Linked DNA regions of Homo sapiens: all the other regions are linked to region 2. A link is a contact called in ENCODE Hi-C or POLR2A ChIA-PET data. All regions are on one chromosome and are shown on one strand. The core of a region is the stretch at or near the end of the contact, and the rest is flanking DNA. Distances in the headings are between cores, read along the strand shown. Region 1 holds the start of HMOX1 (heme oxygenase 1). Region 2 holds the start of APOL3 (apolipoprotein L3). Region 3 holds the start of MCM5 (minichromosome maintenance complex component 5). Region 4 has its middle 16 kb from the start of MIR6069. Region 5 overlaps TOM1 (target of myb1 membrane trafficking protein).

Evidence for each region. A loop is a pair of places that touch in the nucleus more often than their neighbours do. ChIA-PET counts read pairs that join two places held with the same protein, here RNA polymerase II (POLR2A). Pooled maps may share reads with other maps.
Region 1: a loop to region 2 is called in a pooled map, with 2.8 times the contacts of the local background. The contact joins the promoter of HMOX1 here to the promoter of APOL3 in region 2. A Hi-C loop is called at or near these places in 3 of 37 single-sample maps with no recorded cell type and 4 of 50 pooled maps. POLR2A ChIA-PET finds 5 or more read pairs at or near these places in 1 of 52 experiments (B cell).
Region 3: a loop to region 2 is called in a pooled map, with 4 times the contacts of the local background. The contact joins the promoter of MCM5 here to the promoter of APOL3 in region 2. A Hi-C loop is called at or near these places in 2 of 37 single-sample maps with no recorded cell type and 2 of 50 pooled maps. POLR2A ChIA-PET finds 5 or more read pairs at or near these places in 1 of 52 experiments (B cell).
Region 4: a loop to region 2 is called in a map of B cell, with 7 times the contacts of the local background. The contact joins the enhancer-like site here to the promoter of APOL3 in region 2. A Hi-C loop is called at or near these places in 1 of 168 maps with a recorded cell type or tissue (B cell), 2 of 37 single-sample maps with no recorded cell type and 3 of 50 pooled maps. POLR2A ChIA-PET finds 5 or more read pairs at or near these places in 2 of 52 experiments (HepG2 and activated B cell).
Region 5: a pooled map shows a loop between it and region 2 (3-fold over the local background). The contact joins the enhancer-like site here to the promoter of APOL3 in region 2. A Hi-C loop is called at or near these places in 3 of 37 single-sample maps with no recorded cell type and 6 of 50 pooled maps. POLR2A ChIA-PET finds 5 or more read pairs at or near these places in 3 of 52 experiments (CD4-positive, alpha-beta T cell, PC-9 and activated CD4-positive, alpha-beta T cell).

The regions. Positions count from the first base shown.
Region 1 is chr22:35,379,844-35,382,543 of GRCh38, forward strand. HMOX1 (heme oxygenase 1) reads left to right here and starts at 1,253. Exons shown (of 5, transcript NM_002133.3): 1 at 1,253-1,353. The coding sequence starts at 1,331. RefSeq lists silencers at 974-1,053, 1,354-1,523.
Region 2 is chr22:36,159,311-36,162,010 of GRCh38, forward strand. It overlaps APOL3 (apolipoprotein L3), which reads right to left and starts at 1,445. Exons shown (of 4, transcript NM_145639.2): 1 at 1,359-1,445. RefSeq lists an enhancer at 2,364-2,700.
Region 3 is chr22:35,398,690-35,401,389 of GRCh38, forward strand. It overlaps MCM5 (minichromosome maintenance complex component 5), which reads left to right and starts at 1,451. Exons shown (of 17, transcript NM_006739.4): 1 at 1,451-1,519; 2 at 1,742-1,916. The coding sequence starts at 1,750. RefSeq lists enhancers at 996-1,045, 1,056-1,215.
Region 4 is chr22:35,351,259-35,353,958 of GRCh38, forward strand. No RefSeq gene overlaps it. Among named protein-coding and RNA genes, the nearest start is that of MIR6069, 16 kb to the left of the region's middle. RefSeq lists enhancers at 1-223, 1,041-1,916, 1,220-1,359, 1,860-1,919. Within about 2 kb of position 1,378, at least 25 of the 41 ENCODE cell types and tissues checked have a DNase peak (open chromatin) inside an H3K27ac peak, as active enhancers do; they include B cell, where a contact is called at or near this core.
Region 5 is chr22:35,312,078-35,314,777 of GRCh38, forward strand. The region is part of intron 1 of TOM1 (target of myb1 membrane trafficking protein); the gene reads left to right. Among named protein-coding and RNA genes, the nearest start is that of TOM1, 14 kb to the left of the region's middle. RefSeq lists an enhancer at 1,774-1,873. Within about 2 kb of position 1,399, at least 23 of the 41 ENCODE cell types and tissues checked have a DNase peak (open chromatin) inside an H3K27ac peak, as active enhancers do; they include PC-9, where a contact is called at or near this core.

The DNA.
Region 1 (2,700 bases), core at 3-2,502, 780 kb before region 2:
CACAGGCATGTGCCACCATGCCCAGCTAATTTATTTTATATTTTGTAGAGACAGGGTCTCCCTATGTTGCCCAGGCCAGTCTCGAACTCAAAGCAATCTTCCCACCTCGACTGGGCTCAAAGCGCTCTTCCCACCTCAACCTCCCAAAGTACTGGGACTACAGGTGTGAGCTACCATGCCAGGCCTGAAAGCCATCTTAAAAAAAAAATCTTAGAATGAGAATCACAGTATTGGGAAAGGACTGTATGAATCATCTGGTCCATTCGTTTTGTCCTCTGGGTTCACCCAGTGACCCTATTTCCCCCGAGTTCTAAGGAGTCCACCTCATGCAGAATTGATTCAATAGGCGATCAGCAAGGGCCAGCTCTGCTCTGGGCCCTGAGCAGGCACTGAGTATAAGTCAGACCTGAATGTGCCTGGAAGAGTGTCCCACGCATTCCAGCAGGGAAGCAGTTTGTATGACAGGTGTCCCAGTCCAGGCGGATACCAGGTGCTGCCAGAGTGTGGAGGAGGCAGGCGGGGACTTAGTCTCCTCCCTGGGTTTGGACACTGGCATCCTGCTTTATGTGTGACACCACTGCACCCCTCTGAGCCTCGGTTTCCCCATCTGTAAAATAGAAGCGATCTACCCTCACAGGTCAGTTGTAGGGATGAACCATGAAAATACTAGAGTCTCTGTTTTTTGACAGGAACTCAAAAAACAGATCCTAAATGTACATTTAAAGAGGGTGTGAGGAGGCAAGCAGTCAGCAGAGGATTCCAGCAGGTGACATTTTAGGGAGCTGGAGACAGCAGAGCCTGGGGTTGCTAAGTTCCTGATGTTGCCCACCAGGCTATTGCTCTGAGCAGCGCTGCCTCCCAGCTTTCTGGAACCTTCTGGGACGCCTGGGGTGCATCAAGTCCCAAGGGGACAGGGAGCAGAAGGGGGGGCTCTGGAAGGAGCAAAATCACACCCAGAGCCTGCAGCTTCTCAGATTTCCTTAAAGGTTTTGTGTGTGTGTGTGTGTGTGTGTGTGTGTGTATGTGTGTGTGTGTGTGTGTGTGTGTGTGTTTTCTCTAAAAGTCCTATGGCCAGACTTTGTTTCCCAAGGGTCATATGACTGCTCCTCTCCACCCCACACTGGCCCGGGGCGGGCTGGGCGCGGGCCCCTGCGGGTGTTGCAACGCCCGGCCAGAAAGTGGGCATCAGCTGTTCCGCCTGGCCCACGTGACCCGCCGAGCATAAATGTGACCGGCCGCGGCTCCGGCAGTCAACGCCTGCCTCCTCTCGAGCGTCCTCAGCGCAGCCGCCGCCCGCGGAGCCAGCACGAACGAGCCCAGCACCGGCCGGATGGAGCGTCCGCAACCCGACAGGCAAGCGCGGGGCGCGGGACGCGGGACGGGCGCCTTTCTCTCCCAACCCTGCTTGCGTCCTAGCCCCACCCCGGGACACTGCCACACAGCGACAGAGCCCAGGAGCCAGAAACTTGGGCTCTGGAGTCAGGAGGTGCGGGGTTCTGATCCTGCCTGTGCCCGTAGGGTAGTTGGAGGGAGGAACGGTAATTTACATGCCTGGCACCCTGGTATGCGGTTGGTGACCAAGATGGGAGTGTCCCTAGAGTATCCAGTCTTTGAGGTAGCCAATTTTTTTTTTAATCCTACTTTCGAGGTGTGTTTGGAGTTGCTCTCTGCTGAATCTAGATCTCTGGGGCTCTGCCAGCCTGGGGGAGCATGCTTGGTTCTCTTGGTGGCATCTGTCCCTCACTAGCTACGGAGGACCTGAGCCAGACATCACCCTGGCTGCGGTGTTCCATGTCTCACAGATAGCCCAGTTCAGGGAGGCGACATGCCCAAGAGTGCTCAGTTAGCTGGTGTCAGAACTGGGCCTTGAACCTTGGTCTGCCCACCTCCAGGTCTCACTCATTCCCTTCTTTCAATAATTTGTTAGTATTTTTTTTTTTAACTCCTGGGCTTAAGCATCCTCCCACCTCAGCCTCCAGAGTAGCTGGGACTTACAGACATGTGCCATTTCTCCTGAGACTTTGACCAGCTGTGTTGTAGAACAGGGAAGCAGGGCAGGAGAAAAGGGAAAAATGACAATTCTGTGGGGAGGCAGGGATACGGACCCATGACAGAAATACTCCCAGAAAGACTTTTTCTTTGACTAAAGCAGACTTTCTCAGGCTTTTTAACCCTGACGCCTTCATGATGAGCATAACATGATAGGGGGTCATGAGATTTGCATCTGGAACTTTAACAAAATAACTGAATTAAATATTGGGTCTAAAAGCCAATCAAAGCAATTACAAACTTGGAGATGCCGGTTCATGGGGCTGCTGCTTCTTCCTGGGTTATGCTGTACCTCCTCCTCCTCTCCACTGCGAACTACCTGTACCAGGATTTCCCCCTTGGTTTGGGGGACTGTATTATTTAGTGTTTTAATGACTGAAGAGTGTTTACAAAGCTGCGAGAGCCACCATGCCCAGCCTGAATTTGTTTTTTGTTTTTTGTTTTTTTGTTTTTTTGCTTTTTTGCTTTTCTTTTTTTGAGATGGAGTGTTGCTCTGTTGCCCAGGCTGGAGTGCAGTGGCGCGATCTCGGCTCACTGCAACCTCTGCCTCCTGGGTTCAAGCGATTCTCCTGCCTCAGCCTCCCAAGTAGTTGGGATTACAGGCGCCCACTACCATGCCCGGCTATTTTTTTTTTTTTTTTTGTATTTTTA
Region 2 (2,700 bases), core at 195-2,694:
CCCCCTAAGGCAGGTGAAAAACCCTGAGGCTCAGAGAGGGGAAGTGACTTCCCCAGTGTCACACACCTCTTGGAGGGCAGGGGGAAGGTCAACACCTGACCTCCTGACTCTGACATTGAAGCAAGAAAGTATAATGTTAATAATCCAAAATCTTCCAGGTTTGTTTCTGCTTCTACAAACACAGAGGGCTAAGCTCACGCTCCCACAGTTATGCTCACGCTTCCACAGTTTGACTTTTAATCTCATGATTGTCAAGCTGGGATCATGTGGCAGACACCATTCTGCAACATGCCGTTCTCACTGCCCCTGTCTGGGCCATCTTTCCCACTAGGGAACAGCACAGCTTCTTTCTTCTCTATCACCCAGAGGCCTGAAAAGGAACCAGGTGAGTGTCAGGGACATGGAGTCCTGTGATCTACCTGCTCAACTTCCTGACATGGGACCCTCAGCGAGTCACTCATCTCCCATGGCCTCAGTTTACCCACAGGGCCTGGCTCAAGTAGGTGCTCAGAGTCAGGGTGGGTGAAACAACCTCTGGGTTCCTTGTTATCTCTTTTCGCTCTCTCTCTCTTTTTTTTTTTTGAGACAGAGTCTCACTCTGTCAGGAGTGCACTCAGGCTGGAGTGACTGGTGCGATCTCGACTCACTGCAACCTTCATCACCTGGGTTCAAGTGATTCTCATGCCTCAGCCTCCCAAGTAGCTGGGATTACTGGCTTGTGCCACCACGCCCAGCTAATTTTTTGTATTTTTAGTAGAGGCAGGGTTTCTCCATATTGGCCAGGCAGGTCTCGAACTCCTAACCTCAAGTGATCTACCCGTCTCGGCCTCTCAAAGTGCTGGGATTACAGGCATGAGCCACCGCGCCCAGCCAGGTTCCTTGTATCTCAAAGGAAATCCTCTGTCCCCATCGGGCCTCAGCAGCAGCACCCTGGGGCCAGCCTCAGGGTGGCCAGGCCACAAGAAGGACAGGCCAGGCTCTGGATCACCTCCTGTCCTCCACCTTCTCTGGTTCCTCCAAATATTCTAAAGGAATGGACAGTCCCAACATCTGCCTTCCTTCTGGGGTCACCGGGCCATGTCTCACGCAGGCTGGAACTAGAGCTGAGCCCTAGGAAGCTTTGTGAACCCAGCTGAGCTGATTCTGCCTCTGTCTCTACTGTTTGGGGGCCCAGAGAGAGGGAGGGAGAAGTCCAGCTAAAACCTGGGTGCAAATTCAGGCTCTGCCATGGACCGAGATGTGACCTCAGTCAGTTACCTAACCTCTCTGAGCTCATCTACAAAAGGTGAATGACCCTTCTCTTATAGAGCTGCTGTGAGGATGGGGAGATGGGGAAGGTCAGACCACCCCTAACTTACCAAGGAAGCTTCTCTTGAAAGAGTGTGAGCAAGATCCAGCTGTTCTGAGCTGTGTGGATCCCACCTCCAGCCGTGCATCTGCATAATAACCAGACACGTTCTCCAGGCTCTGAGATATACCCTGGAACCCAAAAGGGAAAGTGAAAGTCACAACTTGGCAGCAGCTCCTGATCAAACATGCAAAACAGGATGCTTCCCAGCCCCACCCTTGGCCCAGTCCCATCCTTGGTCCAGCAGCACCCTTGGTCCCACCCTCCTGCTGATCCAAGAGCAGCCCCAGACGTCCTTCTTGGCCAACCCACCTGCCTCCCATACTTAGGGTTGGGGGTTTGCTGTGTCTTCAGGAAGAAAGACCTACCACTGAAAGACTATGAGACCCTCCAGATTACTCCCCACCCCCAATAACACCACACTCCCCAGATGCCCACCTCACTCCCTCCATGCCATCAGCATTACCACAGTCCATCACACATGCCGGGTGGACGCTTATTGCATATTGATTGTATTGCTGTTGGGGTTATTTTGTTGTTTTGTTTTGTTTTGTTTTTGAGATGGGGTCTGGCTCTGTCACCCAGGCTGGAGTGCGGTGGCACAATAATAGCTCACTGTAGCCTCAAATTCCAGGGTTCAAATGAACCTCCTGAGTAGCTGGGACTACAAGCATGAGCCACTCGGCCTGGCTACTTTTAAAAAATGATTTTGAAGGGGTGAAATCTTACTATTTTTACCAGGTTGGTTTCAAACTCTGGCCTCAAATGATCCTCCTGCCTCAGCATGAGCCACCGTTCCAGACCTGCTCTTGTCGAACGCCATACCTGTGTGGCTTCTGGACACTTCCTTATGTGGGTTCTTCTGCCAGGAGCACCTGCTACCTTCACCTGGAAAAGTCACGCTCCTCTATCAGAATGCAAATCTAGCATTTCCTCCCCTGAGAAGCCCCCTAGCATCCTCTTCAGCAGAGCCCACTGCCCCATGTTCCACTCCTGTGGCACTTTTGTTAGGCTGTTGTAATTGGCCACAGTCCCAGGTTGACTGAACAAAGTGGGGGGCGGATGTGGGAGTAAAAGACAAAGACAAAAGAGTATATTAGGAAGAAGGGGTCAGGGGGTTCCTTGCTTCTAGTGAACAAGGGCTCTGAGCTTTTCAAGCTCTCTGAGTTTATTAGGTAAAAGAGATGACGAGAAAAAGGTGGGGGGGTGATTGTCAGGTAATTGTCAGTCAGCCGTTTGGTTCACAGCAGGCTTGCAAGACTGCATCCTTCAAATAATAGGTGCTAGATATCCCAACAGATAACTTCAAGGAGCCCAGCACCAGGGAGTGATGGCCCTCAGGAAACCTTCTG
Region 3 (2,700 bases), core at 201-2,700, 760 kb before region 2:
TCTCAAAACAAAAAAAATTATAAAAAAATTTCTAGAGAAGCGGGATCTTGCTATGTTGCCCAGGCTGGCCTCAACTCCTGGACTCAAGGGATCCTCTCATCTTGGTCTCCTGAAGTGCTAGGATTACAGGCATGAGCCACAGTGCCTATAGATCAAGGTTGAGGCTTAGAAGTGAAGGGAGCCCAGAGGAACCTGGCTAGAGTTTGGTCAAGGAGAGTCTTTGTCACCATACTACAGAAAATTAAGCAGCTGTTAAACAGAATGAGGCCGGTCTGGGCATGGTGGCTCACGCCTGTAATTCCAGCACTTTGGGAGGCCGAAGCGAGTGGATCACTTGAGGCCAGAAGTTCGAGACCAGTGTGGGCAACATGGTGAAACCCTGTCTCCACTAAAAATACAAAAATTAGCTGAGCATGGTGGCGCCTGCCTGTAGTCCCAGCTAGTTGGGAGGCTGAGGCAGGAGAATCGCTTGAACCGGGGAGGCAGAAGTTGCAGTGAGCCGAGATTGAGCCACTGCACTCCATCCTGGGGGACAGAGTGAGACTCCCTCTCAACAAATAAATAAACAAATAAAAGCAGTGTGTTAGGGTGCGAGAACCCGGGTCGGGGACGCGGGTGAGCCGCGCGGTAATCGCCCTGTCCTGCCACCAGCTGGAGGACAGGGGCTCCTCAGAGCCTCAGGCCCAGAGAACGGGCCCCACGACCGGGAAGCGAATACTCCACAGGGCACAGTCTCCCAATGCAAAATGGGCACCTGGACCCAATCATTTCTGAACTTCTAGTTTTTTCTCCCTATGGCTATGAAAAGGGTCATTTTTTTTCATAGGACTTTAAAAGAAGGCTTAAGAAAAGCACGCAGGCCTGGCCGGGTAGCTCACGCCAGTAATCCCAGTGCTTTGGGACGTCAAGGCAGGCGGGTCGCTTGAGAGTAGAGTTTCGAGACCTGGGCAAGATGGTGAGACTCCGTCTTTATGAAATATTTTAAGAAAATCACGTACACCTGTGGTCCCCGCTACAAGGGAGGCTGAGGCGGAAGGATTGCTTGAGCCCAAGAGGTTGAGGCTACAGTAAGCCGTGATCCAGCCACTGCACTCCATCCCCGGCAACACAACGAGACCATGCGTCAGGAAAAAAAAAAAAAAACCAAGAAAATAAAAAAGAAACCACCTAAAGGCGTCCTCCGCGCGCCCGCCCCTCCGCCATCTTTGCGTCCGCCCCGTCCTGCGCCGCCACTTCCTTCCCAGCCAGAAGTTTCGCGCCAAATTGTTCCGCACACAAAATGGAGCCCGGAAGGAGGCGAGGTCATGCACTTTGCAGCCAATCATCTTCGGCAGACAGTCCGGGCGGCGGGGCTGGAGGGCTCAGAACGGTCCAATCGCTGGCCGCGAGGCTCCGGCGAACCAATGGGAGCGCAGCGGCTGCGGCGTCCGAACACCGCCTCTTGTTTTTCCCGCGAAACTCGGCGGCTGAGCGTGGAGGTTCTTGTCTCCCCTGGTTTGTGAAGTGCGGAAAACCAGAGGTGAGGCTAGTGGGAGTGGGACTGGGACTGGGAGCCAGCAGGCATCTGGATTTCCGGGTGTAGTTGGAGTGGGACAGGAGTTTCTCGGGAACTGGGGTTGGAGTCCGGGAGCGCGGCCGGGGGTCCCCCTGCTCCGGACTCAGGGCAGGGACCCAGGCGTCGGAGGGGAGGAGGTGCCAGGCGCTGCCCCCAGCCTGTTCTGGCCGTTTGTTCCCACCCCAGGCGCAGTCATGTCGGGATTCGACGATCCTGGCATTTTCTACAGCGACAGCTTCGGGGGCGACGCCCAGGCCGACGAGGGGCAGGCCCGCAAATCGCAGCTGCAGAGGCGCTTCAAGGAGTTCCTGCGGCAGTACCGAGTGGGCACCGACCGCACGGGCTTCACCTTCAAATACAGGTGCGGCTCCTGCGGGGCCGGGGGCTCGAGTTCCAGTGTGGCCGCTCACACGCCTCTACCAGCCTGCTAGAGTCCTGGACAGTCAGGGCACAGATGGGCCCAGACGGGGGAAAGAGCCGGTCCTGGGTCACAGGGCTCATCCCGGCAGCCTCACGCCTTGGTATAAGGCTTTGTGTATTTTGTTTTACTTTATTTTATTTTATTTTATTATTAACGTATTTGTTTATTATTTTGAGACGGAGTCTCGCTCTGTCGCCAGGCTGGAGTGCAGTGGCACGATCTCGGCTCACTGCAACCTCCGCTTCCCGGGTTCAAGCGATTCTTGTGCCTCAGCCTCCCGAGTAGGTGGGACTACCCCCGCCATCACCACGCCCGGATAATTTTTTGTAATTTTAGTAGAGATGGGGTTTCGCCATGTTCGCCAGGCTGCTCTCGAACTCCTGACCTCAAGTGATCCACCCGCCTCAGTCTCCCAAAGTGCTGGGATTACAGGCGTGAGCCACCGTGCCCGGCCTGCTTTGTGTATTTTATCTGTACCTGGAGTTAACTTCTGGGTGAGTCACCTGTTGAGTGGGCCACCAGCAACCAGCTAGCGCCACTTGGACCGTTTAGTTCTTTATCCAGATCTTGTTCCTGTTCATCTGCTTCCTATCATCCTTCCATGTCATGTCTGAGACCTTACAAACTCAAGTTCCCTGTAGGTGTAAAAGGTGAAGATGGCAGTTAGGATTCACTTCACTTCGCTCATTCATTTATTTATACCAGTCTTGCACCTTCATTGATT
Region 4 (2,700 bases), core at 128-2,627, 810 kb before region 2:
TGGTGAGACAAGCTGGGAGCTCAGCTACGGGAGCTTTGGGTGGGCAAAAGTGAGCCCGGTCCCCTCCCTCTCTTTACAGAGCCCCGGTGTGCCGTTGCTGGGGCCCCCTGCTCCCGCGCCTTCTCAGCCGACACGCTCAGATCCGTGTGCATTGCCGTTTCTGTCTCCACGTGTAGACAAATCATGAGCTCGCCCAGTAACTCCAGCTCTACCACAGATTCCTTCTCTTTTCCGCCCTTCCCCTATGTCTAATTCCCTTCTCCAGCAGTGAGAAACCTGCTTCCCGCCGTCCTTCATTCCTTCTCTCCCCCCATCCCCGCAGAAACCAATCTCTGTTGCCACCACTGCCCCGTCCTGCCAGTGCCTCCCACCCTCTCCGCGTGGACCGCCACCACCCTGCCCCACAGACAGGCCCCTAGACACAGAAATCTTCTTTCTCACAGTTCTAGAGGCTGAAGTTCAACATCAAGGACGTGGACTCCATCTGTTCAGTTGGTTCCTTCCGGCCCCTCCGTGGCTGTATATGGTCATCTTCTCCCTGGGGCCTCACATCATATCCCCTCTGCATCTCTCTATGTTCAAAAGTCCCATTTTTATAAGGACAGCATTCATCAAGGATTAGAGTCCACCTAATGATCTATTGTACCTATTGTACCTTAATCACTTTTTTTTTTTTTTTTTTTGAGACAGAGTTTCACTCTTGTTGCCCAGGCTGGAGTGCAATGGCGCGATCTCGGCTTACTGCAACCTCCGCCTCCCAGTTCAAGCAATTATCCTGCCTCAGCCTCCTGAGTAGCTGAGATTACAGGCATGCGCCATCACACCTGGCTAATTTTGTATTTTTAGTAGAGACGGGTTTTCTCCATGTTGGCCAGGCTGGTCTCGAACTCCCAACCTCGTGTGATTCACCCGCCTCGGCCTCCCAAAGTGCTGGGATTACAGGTGTGAGCCACAGTGCCTGGCACTTCTTTAAAGGTCCTACCTCCAAATACAATCGCATTCTGATATACTAGGGATTAGAGATTCAACGTATGAATTCAAAGGGACGAAGCAGCCCTGTATTGCCCTCTGCTGCCCTCTAGGCCCTGGGTCCATTCTCCCAGACACACTGCTCTTTCGCAGGTGGCCACAGTGTCTTCAGAGGGGCTGCCACATGAAACACCCGCCTCCACTCCCTGCCCCCTGCCCCCTGCCCTAGTGGGAGTTTGAGGGTGGCTAGATTCATCCTAGGGCAGCCTAGCCTTAGATCCAAGGATTAGCCATGGGACCAGGAGCGAGCAGGGGTGCCGGCAGAGTGGAGGGAGATACAGGTGCTGGGAGCTGGGCTGGGGCTGCTCTCCTGGTCCCCATGTCCGCTTGTTTTTTCAGAGCAGACCCAAGCGGGTAAGCTGGCAGGTTTCACTTCCACCCACCCTGGTACAGGGCGAGACTGGAGGAAGCAGCTTCGCCGGGCCGAATCCTCACCCCTTGCCTCTGACTCAGGACTCCCGTGACGTCTTCCTGCCCCTGCTGCAGGCTGGCCCTGCACCCTCTGTGCACCGTGGACCAGGCTGGCCAGCAGAGGGAAGGAACCCAAGCTGACCAGGGCCCCAAATCCCCAGTGGGTCAGAGTCAGGTTGGCAGGGCACTTGGACCTCTTGAGGCGGGTGAGAAATGTGCAGACAGGGAAGTGGAGGCCCAGGGAGGGGAGGGGCCTGCCCTGACCAGTGTACTGCCTCCCTACCTGGTGCAGGGGCCCAGGAGGCTCTGTGTGCCAGCCCAGCCTGCCCGGGGAGGAAGCAGCCCCCACCCACGCACAAGCACAGGGAAGTCAGTGCAGGGTGGAGGGTGGGGACTCCTGGGGCCCCCTGTGTCAGGTCCAAGCACGGCCCAGGAGTCAGCCAACCGAGCTTCCAGCGGTGCACAGACACTGACTTCCTGTTTGATTTGGAGCAAGCCTTCTCCTCTCTCTGGGCCTCAGTTTCCCCATCTGTTAATCGGCTTGATTTAAGAGAGCGTAAGGCCCCTTTGCACTCTGCTTTTCTGCCCTATCAACCCCCAAATTCCATAATCCTCCTTCCAAAAAGGAAAGAAATACGAGGAAAGAAACTCAAATATCTACAAGAGAGGGAAGCAGGACCCCGGGTTTATCTCCCCTCCAGGACCAGCGGCGATAGGGAAACAACTGCCCAAGCTTCAGTGGGACCAATGGGTGGAGGCGGCCACCCACACACCCTGCTGAATGCCCGCACAGGAAGCTGACCGCCTAGGGGCAGGAGGGAAGCGAAACCCAAGCCGGGGACATCCTTGCACCTGCCCTGGGGTACCCCTAGGAAAGGGAAAAGCAAGTGGGTGAACTGAGGAATGGGGGTGCTGCCCATGCTCCCCACAGGACCCTGCCCTCACTGGAGCCCTTGGAAGCTCTGTTAAAAATGAATCTTCAGCCAGGCGCAGTGGCTCACGCCTGTAATCGCAGCACTTTGGGAGGCCGAGGTGGGTGGATCACCCGAGGTCAGGAGTTCAAGACCAGCCTGGCTAACATGGCGAAACCCTGTCTCTACTAAAAATGCAAAAATTAGCCAGGCGTGGTTGTGGGTGTCTGTAATCCCAGCTACCAGGGAGGCTGAGGCAGAAGAATCGCTTGAACCCGGGAGGCGGAGGCTGCAGTGAGCCGAAATCGCGCCACTGTACTCCAGCCTGGGCAACAAGAGTGAGACTCCA
Region 5 (2,700 bases), core at 149-2,648, 850 kb before region 2:
CCTCATCTCTACTAAAAATACAAAAAAAAATTAGGCGGGCGCCTGTAATCCCAGCTACTTTGGGGGCTGAGGCAGAGAATTGCTTAAACCCAGGAGACGGAAGTTGCAGTGAGCCGAGATCGCACCACTGTACTCCAGCCTGGGCGACAGAACAAGACTCCGTCTCAAAAAAAAAAAAAAAAGACAAGGGGAGTTCAGGAGTTCAGCTGACTCATTCCTCCTCTTCATCAGCACACCTGGCACTGTCTCAGCACCTGGTCTTTCCTGCCATGGAAACGACCTTTTGGAATTGTCAGTTGTGGCCTCCCACTGGACTGTAAACCACCACTGGGGCAGGACCTTGCTGGATTTGCTCACTGACGTCTCCCTGTAGCCTGGACAGGTGTTGAGAATGTTTGAGAAGCACATAGCATCGTGGTTATGAATATGGACTTGAGAACCAGACTTCTCTGGCTTTGAATCTGCTGTGCATCTCACAAACTGTGTGACTGCAGGCAAATTGCTGCCTTCTCCATGCCCCTGAGTTTATTCATCCTCTGTCTTAAAGGTTGTGGTGACGGGTGACTGAGGGTGTGACGTGCTTATTAGTCCCATGCCTGGTGCATGCTGAGTGCCAGATGAGCATGTGAACTGGATGAGCCTGACTGAATGAGGAATGGCATTGCAGACAGAAGCTCAGAGGCGTGAGAGGGCAAGCCACATAGAGGAAGGGGGTACAGCTGACTGTGGCTGACGCCAGCCCCTGGAGAGTTCAGGCTTTTGATCCTCAGGCAGTGAGGGTGATGGACAATGTTTAAACAGAGGAAGTTGTGCTTGGAGTTATGTTTGAGTAGAGCGTGGAGGTGACAGTGCAGGCCTGGGGAGGTGGCAGCTTGAGCCAGAGCTGTCTCAGTGATCATGAGACTGTTGGAATGTGCAGGATGGGAGCGAGCGGGCTCCAGGCTGCTTCCCAGAAGGCTGGTGTGGAAAGGGGTGATACTGGCCGGACACAGTGGGCAGTGGCTCACACCTGTAATCCCAGCACTTTGGGAGGCCAAGGCGGGTGGATCACTTGAGGTCAGGAGTTCGAGACCAGCCTGACCAACATGGTGAAGCCCCATCTCTACTAAAAATACAAAACTTAGCCAGGTGTGTTGGCAGGTACCTGTAATCCCAGCTACTCGGGAGGCTGAGGCAGGAGAATCGCTTAAACCCGGGAGGCAGAGGTTGCAGTGAGCCAAGATCGTGCCACTGTACTCCAACCTGGGTGACAGAACGAGACTGTCTCAAAAAAAAAAAAGAAAGAAAGGGGTGATACCATACCATGGCCCCCATCTCTGATCCTGCCCGTGGTGTGGCGTGTCTTTGGTGACTACTCATTCTTTCTCTTGGCCCAAGTCATAGTCATTGTAGCTCGGTTACTCATTGCTAGCCTTTCCTGATGTCATACTGACATTGTCTGGCTGCAAGGTCACAACATCCTGTGAGGCAGGCAGTCTTATCCTGATTTTACGGGTGCAAAAACAGAGACTCAGAGGGGCTGGATCTTTGCCCACATTCTATGAGTTAGGTCAGGCCAGACTCGTCCCACTCCACCCTCATCTCCATGAGGGGCAGGTGGGTCTTGCCATCATGCCAGGCAGATTATCTGGAGCCCTCCAGGGAGGTGGTATCTGCACCAGACCCAATAGGGAGAGGACAGACTGCTGTAAGGACGCACAGGTGCCCAGTGATCCGAAGCCACAGGCTTGCCAGCCATAAACAACTGCAAAGCCGCCTGATGACAGGTGGAGGATTGCAGGGCCCGGTTCTGTCAGGAGCTGGAAGACAAGAGCACAGCTGCTACCCGGAGGCCCTTGAAGGTTACAGCTCCGAGGTCGGGGAATCAGTTGTCATTCTCTTGGTAACTGGCAACCACTGTCCGTGTTTTTATTCCCCCTTCTTAAAATAGCAAGCTGAATTACTTCTGTGGTGAAGAACAAAAACAAAGCAAATATTGCCAGGTTCCTGTGGGTTTAAAATTCTGCCCTGATGGAATATGCCTACCCTGTGGGCATCTGAAGGAAATCCACATGATTCACCGCAATCCTGTTGTCCACACCTGGACCTGGAGGAACCTGGAGGAACCTAGAAGGGGTTGGCAAGTGATGGTCTGGGCAGATGTCCCACAGCCTCCCAACAGCTGTCTTGTACTGGAATTGCTCAGATCTGCCTTGTCCCGATTTTGTCTCCTCCTCCTCTTCCTCTCCCCTTTCTCGTTTAGGCCACATATCCCCTCCCACCCCGCAGAAAACCTCCGTCTTCTGATTGGCTCTGCCCACTACTGCCTGCTGCCACTCATGGCTCAGGAGCTTGCCTGCACTGCTTGGGTCACATCAGACTCATGCACGGGGTGGGGGCGGGGGGTCCTTCTGCTCCCACCTGATTGCCGGGTATGGGATTTCTCTTATTTATCAATGTCCCCGCTTCCCTTTAAAAGCCACTTACTTGCCTTTCCAAAACAACCACAGCCTCTCCTGAAACACTGATGTTCCCTCCTCCAGGAGATGAGAGGTGCCCATCGTTTTCAGGGGGTACTGGGGACAGAAGAGGATCTGATGGTGGGGACCACTGAGAGGCCTGCCGGTGGAGCTCAGGGAGGAGAGGGCCAACTCCCTGTGTGGTCAGGAAGGACACTTCTGGGAAAACAGTGTTCCCCGCCCCTGCTGAGAGATGCGGATG